Regions from separate parts of the Homo sapiens genome. Here region 1 is linked to region 2. A link is an interaction called in ENCODE POLR2A ChIA-PET data of the cell type or tissue named here. Cell type or tissue: Panc1. All regions are shown on one strand. Links, peaks and the distances in the headings refer to the core of each region. The heading gives the core; the rest is flanking DNA. Region 1 overlaps AMZ1 (archaelysin family metallopeptidase 1). Region 2 overlaps GNA12 (G protein subunit alpha 12).

Evidence for each region. ChIA-PET counts read pairs that join two places held together with the same protein. Peaks named below come from ENCODE experiments on the same cell type or tissue, not always from the same donor. Only the 100,000 strongest peaks of a DNase experiment are listed, where the experiment ranks them.
Region 1: POLR2A ChIA-PET joins it to region 2 with 8 read pairs; 6 of 35 experiments call an interaction of 5 or more read pairs at or near these places.

Annotation. Positions count from the first base shown.
Region 1 is chr7:2,713,536-2,716,389 of GRCh38, reverse strand. It overlaps AMZ1 (archaelysin family metallopeptidase 1), which reads right to left. Exons shown (of 7, transcript NM_001384743.1): 7 at 1-2,854. Among named protein-coding and RNA genes, the nearest start is that of AMZ1, 27 kb to the right of the region's middle. RefSeq lists an enhancer at 764-813. In Panc1, for the core only: a CTCF peak has its summit at 2,819; no DNase peak of the experiment used is centred there.
Region 2 is chr7:2,777,267-2,780,177 of GRCh38, reverse strand. The region is part of intron 2 of GNA12 (G protein subunit alpha 12); the gene reads left to right. Among named protein-coding and RNA genes, the nearest start is that of GNA12, 66 kb to the left of the region's middle. In Panc1, for the core only: no CTCF peak of the experiment used is centred there; no DNase peak of the experiment used is centred there; H3K27ac peaks cover 844 bases.

The sequences.
Region 1 (2,854 bases), core at 354-2,853, 64 kb after region 2:
CCCGTGCCCTCAGGGTTCACACCATGGACAGGAGTCAGGATGCTGCTTCTCCCCTCTCCCCACTCTGACAATGAGTTTGGGCTTTTTGGGGAGGAAGAGAGGGAAAAGAATGAGATTTCGGAAGAGGACTGCGGGGCTGCCTGAAGAGAGATTTGCCTCAGAGGGGACACTGCTTCTCACCCCTTCATCATAGCATGGCTGTGACGTGGGAGTGTGTATTCTAGCCACTTCAGAAGGCATGTGTTAGCTTCCCCAGACTCATCGCACACACAGCAATACAGATAACATCTGTCATGACCTGAAACTATTTTTAGCTCCATGAGGCCCCGCTGACTTGGCTTACCAAGATGGGTGAGGCTCTCCGAAGAGAGGTCATCGTCAAGCTGGAAGACCCATCCTTGTGAATGCAGGGGCTTCTGACAGATGAGACGAGAAAGCAATTCAGTGGACTTTGCACGTGTTTAAAAACTGAAAGAACCGTGGCCCTGTGTGTCTTGGAAACCATCATCTCTAAATTTAATCTCAGTTCAACTTCTGCAGCACTTAAGTTTAGAAAGATTCGTGAGCTGTGACCTTCCTCGAGAAGGCAGCCCTCATTCTCTCTCCTCTGCCTTGCGTCTTTCCTGGTGACTGTCCCAAGTCACTCTTCACCACAGCACAGACAGAACCTGGGGCTAACACGGGGGAGAGGAGGGAAACCAATTTCTCTTCCTCAAAGTTGCATTTCAAAACAGTCCTTCTAACAGCTGTCTTAAAAAATTTCACTGACATCTGCAAGTTGGTAAACGCTGCGGATAAAAGGAGTTTTTTTTAGTGGTTTGCTCCTTCCCACTTCAAAACGCTTTTTTGGGACACACATCACAGCTGAGGGTCAAAGGACACGGGTACAGAGAGCGCCGAGGCTTTGGTCATAACCCCAGTGGGCTCCCACCCTCAGCATGAGCCAGGCATTCTATTTTTATCACCTCTGTTTAATCTCGCATCACTCCAGCGGTTAACCTTTTGCAGAAGATGAAGGAAATCGGAAAACAGGTCAGGCCACCTCGCAGGTGCACCAGCCAAATCCCCACAGTGAACGCCGAGTGGGGCTGACTGACTGTTCATGAATGGCCACAGCAATATTGTGTTGTCTCACATTCCCTGCCACGTCCCCTCCCCGTGAACCTGGGGTGGGGTCCTTGTCACTGCCGCCGTGGAGTGCAGGAAAGGTGACGCTCTGTGACGTGAGGCCGAGTTAGGAAAGGCCACAGAGCTTCCATCTGACCCTCCCGATGTCCACCTTAGGAGGGCAACCGCCATATTGTGAGGAAGCCCAGGTCCCTTTCTGAAAGTGACCCTCTTTTTTTCGTCTCCCCTCTTTATTCTGGCACAGTTACCTCCCAGGTCACTGTCATGCCCTTTAGAAGCCATGCAAAAGAGAAGGGTATGGATGAAGGTCCTAATGCTACATCTGAGCTTCTCTGAAATCAACACATACTTGTCCCTTTGCATTTTCCGGGACTGGGACCAGGAGCCTGCTGTCTGGCTCTGGCTGCCCTGTTTGTCGGGTTTCCTCACGGTATGGCAGCTGCCTTCCTAAGAAGATGCCCCTCCTCCATGGAGAGTCTCACGTGGGCAGGAACCAAGGCCTGAGATTCCCAGCCAAATTCCACTTGGCAGCCGTGTGAACGAACACTCCAGTCGAGCCACAGGGGCAAACCGTCTCCACCGAGCTCTGCCCAAGTTACAGATTCATGAGCTAGACTGTGGTGATTTTAAGCCACTAAGTTTTGGGTGGTTGTTTGCAGCAACAGCCACCAGGCTCCGGCTTTCACCTTCTGTTACTGCAGGGTGCTCTGCCGGCACCTTCCATTGGTCACTTTCTGAAAGGCCTAGCTCTTCATCTCCCCTCCCAGGTCACTGTTACGCCTTTTTGAAGCTACGCAAAAGAGAACGGGACGAAGATCCTAATGCTACTTCTGAGCTGCATCTTTGCTTCTCTGAAGTCAACACGGAGTGGGACCAGGACCGGGAGCCTTCAGTCGGCCTCCACCAATGTCAGATTCACAAGGAAGCCTCAGCCCACCTCACCTGCATAGCCCTTCTAGTTTTAGTTTTGTATTTTGTTTTTCTTAGAAGCCCTCCATAACCGTGTGAGCCACCCACCCACAAAAGGTCCAAGCTGCCCTGTTCTTGCCTCTCTCCAGATGAGGGTGCGCGAGCTGTGACCCCGCCCTCGTCACTCCGAAGGGATTCCGCTGTCAGAACCGGAAGTCTCTCTCCCAGAGACCCTCCACCACAGGCTGAGGGGGTACGTGTGACAATAAAAGGGTCAATTCCTCAGGAAGACACAACAATCAAATGTGCAGGGACGTAAAGGAGCTTCAAAGTGCAGGAAGCAAAATCCGGCAAAACTAAAGGGAGACAGATCAAACGCCCAGCCATGGCAATAATACCCCTCTCTCAGCAACTGACAGAACTAGACCGAAAAAAAAAGGAAAGACAGATCATCTGATCACCACCTCCAGCTACTTGGTACTGACAGCGCGGCCACCTTTGCCAAGAAACTGTCCCAAAAACATCACCACAGTTGATCTTCCCCACGGTGAGCTGTAGCCGCCTCAGGAATAAGGGGGCCTCTGCCCTCAGTGCACGTCAGACACCCTCACCTCCTGCAGTGTTTGTCAGAAGAGATGCCTGGAGAGCCCCGGTGAAGTCCGTCAGGATCAGGATGCTGTTAGCGCCACAGAACGTGACAGTGTGTGTGTGCATGTGGTTGACGCCTGAGATGATAGAGACAAAACCCCGTCACTTCCCCGTTAGGGAGGAGACTCAGCCTTGGAAGCTGGGTGGCAGTGTGGAGCCTGTGTGCCCC
Region 2 (2,911 bases), core at 93-2,592:
AAAGAAGTCCCTGACGCATCAAGTGAAAAAGTGAGGTAAGTAGCAAAATATATATCCTGTTTCTGTTTAGAAGGGAAAACAGGCATATATATATATATATATATATATATATATATATATATATATGTACACAGAAATGTGTAAAAAACTAGTACGTGGTGTAAGTACATCCACTGAGCTACCTCAGTTGTTCTATTTTTCTTATTTTTATATATGTTTATGAAAACATTCACTTTCTAAATTATTTTTATTTTTAACTGTGGCCAAAACATGTATTATTCGCCAAGCCTGCTGGCTCACTCCTGTAATCCCACCACTTTGGGAGGCTGAGGTGGGCAGATCACATGAGGCCAGGAGTTTGAGACTAGCCTGGCCAACACAGCAGAACCCCATCTCTACTAAAAATACAAAAATTATCCAGGCGTGGTGGTACATGTCTGTAATCCAGCCACTCAGGAGGCTGCAGCATGAGAATCACTTGAACCCCGGAGGCTGAAGTTGTAGTGAGCCAAGATCACACCACTGCACTCCAACCTGGGTGACAGAGCAAGACTCTGTCTTAAAAAAGTTAAAAAGTTTTTAAAAATGAAGTGTTTTTATAATCAGAAAAGGCCATGAGAACAATTTTAGAGTGAATTATAAAAATTACTGTGACAGGAATTTTTTTTTTTTGAGAGTCTCACTCTGTCTCCCAGGCTGGAGTGTAGTAGCGTGATCATAGCTCACTGTAGCCTCGAACTCGCAGGTTCAAGCAATTCTCCCACTTCAGTCTCTCGAGTAACTAGAACTACCGGTGTGCACCACCACACCCAACTTATTTATTTATTTATGAGACAGGGTCTGGCTCTGTCACCCAAGCTGGATTATAGTGGCGCAATCTTGTTTCACTGCAACCTCTGCCTCCTGGGCTCAAGCATTCCTCACGTCAGCCTCCTGAGTAGCTGGGGGACTACAGGCATGCCACCACATCAGGCTTTTTAATTTTTTGTAGAGAAACAGCCATGTTGCCCAGGCTGGGGTCAAACTCCTGGGCTCAAGTGATTCACCCGCCTTGGCCTCCCAGAATGCTAGTATTACAGGCAGGAGCCACCACGCCCAGCCTCAGCTAATTTAATTTTATTTTTTGTAGAGATAGTCTCACTGTGAAGCAGTCTTCTTGCCTCGGCCTCCCATAAAGTTTATGTATTATTCCTGAAAGAAGGCTTACAGTTGAAATAATTCTGGTTAAATATAACGTACCCTTAATCTGAAAGTTTCAAAGGGTGGTAGTATCAACCCCATTCCCCATCCACTTTTACCAGATTTCAACAAATTTAATCAGCTTCCACAAGAACTGAGTAAAGCCCAGGGAATGAGAAGAGCCCTGGACTCTCACCATTTTCGCTACATATTATTGAAGCTTCAGTCCTTAGCTATCAAGGAAGGCGGTATTAATACCCTCCTTTTAGACTGACTCTGAGAGATGTGAAAACATCTAGCACCATGCTTAGCAAGTAGTATTTGTTTACCTACCTGGCTCTCTGATTTTGAATTTCTTTTGTGCTCAGCAGTGGGCTATGAGCTATAGGAGGAACGATTTTCTTCCATTCATCTCCCTGAGAGCCAGGGGTCTGAACTCCTGAAGTAGGGGCCTGTATTACCCAACTTGTGGAGAGATGATCACAATTTAGCCTCCAGCTCTATGTAAGTAGGGAGCTGTTGGTGTGAGTGTCATGGAAGAAATCAGACTTTAACTTGGGTGGTTTTGAATGAAAGATGAAATTCTCAAAAGAGATAGGAGGGAGGTGGCACAGATGGGCTGATGCAATCCATAAGTGGTGATCGGAGACTCAGAAGCCAGCCTGCTCTTGTGAAAAAGCAAGGCCTGCCCTATTCTGGCTGTTCTTAGGAGAGGTTTTGTGAGAATTTTGCGTTTAAGCCAAATGAAATGCTTGATTTATTAAGTTGTTATGACTTTTTTCTTTTCTCTTTTTGAAAAAATTGTGGCGAAATATGCTTTTTTTTAAGTCTCTTCTCACTAAACCTTCTAGCAGACCAGTATTAACAACTGGACACATGTATCCCAGCGAGTCTTTGGAAAAGACTATGCCGCTAAGGCGGCATAGTGTAGCTCGTGTTTGAGCATTTCCTCGGAGACATTCCTGTGATGTGAGTGCAGTTGTGATTTGCTGTTTGGTAAATAGGAGATTGAAAGGCCCTCCTCTTCTGAAGTTGGAAGACATCTTTGCTGGGATCACCAGGGACACCTCACAAGTTTTAGTTGATCTTTTTAAAATTTCCTTGCTTATGAGTTCAAGGTTTAGAAACAAATCTGAGTTTATTTATGAGCCTTTCACATCTGAGTGGGCAGATTCCCCAGGAGTAGTATTTTCATCATGTTTTCTGTCTTAGCTGGAGCTGCCATAACAGTTCCACACACTGTGTGGCTTGAAAACAGACATATATTTTTCACAGTTCAGAGGCTGTGAACCCAAGATCAAGGTGCTGGCCGGTGGGGTTCCTGGTGAGGGCTCTCTTCCTGACTTGCAGACAGCCACCTTCCTGCTGCTTCCTCACATGGTGGAGAGAGAGAGAAGCTCTGATGTCTCTCCGTCTTCTTATAAGGGCACTAATCAGGTCATGCTCCCACCTATGACCTCTTCTAACCCTAATCACCTCCCAAAGACCCCACCTCCAGATACCATCCCACTGGGAATTAGGGATAGGAATTTGGGGAGGCACAGCCATTCCATTCATAACAGTGTTGTGATATTGTGAAGTATACATTTGGTCTTCCTTTCCATTTCCAAACATATAGCTTCGCCCTTTCAGGCATCTGGTATAATTGAACTAAGAGACAATATCATCTCTTGTTTTGAAGCTGCTTTCGAGGTATTAATATACCATTGGATTTCTATCATATGGCCCATTT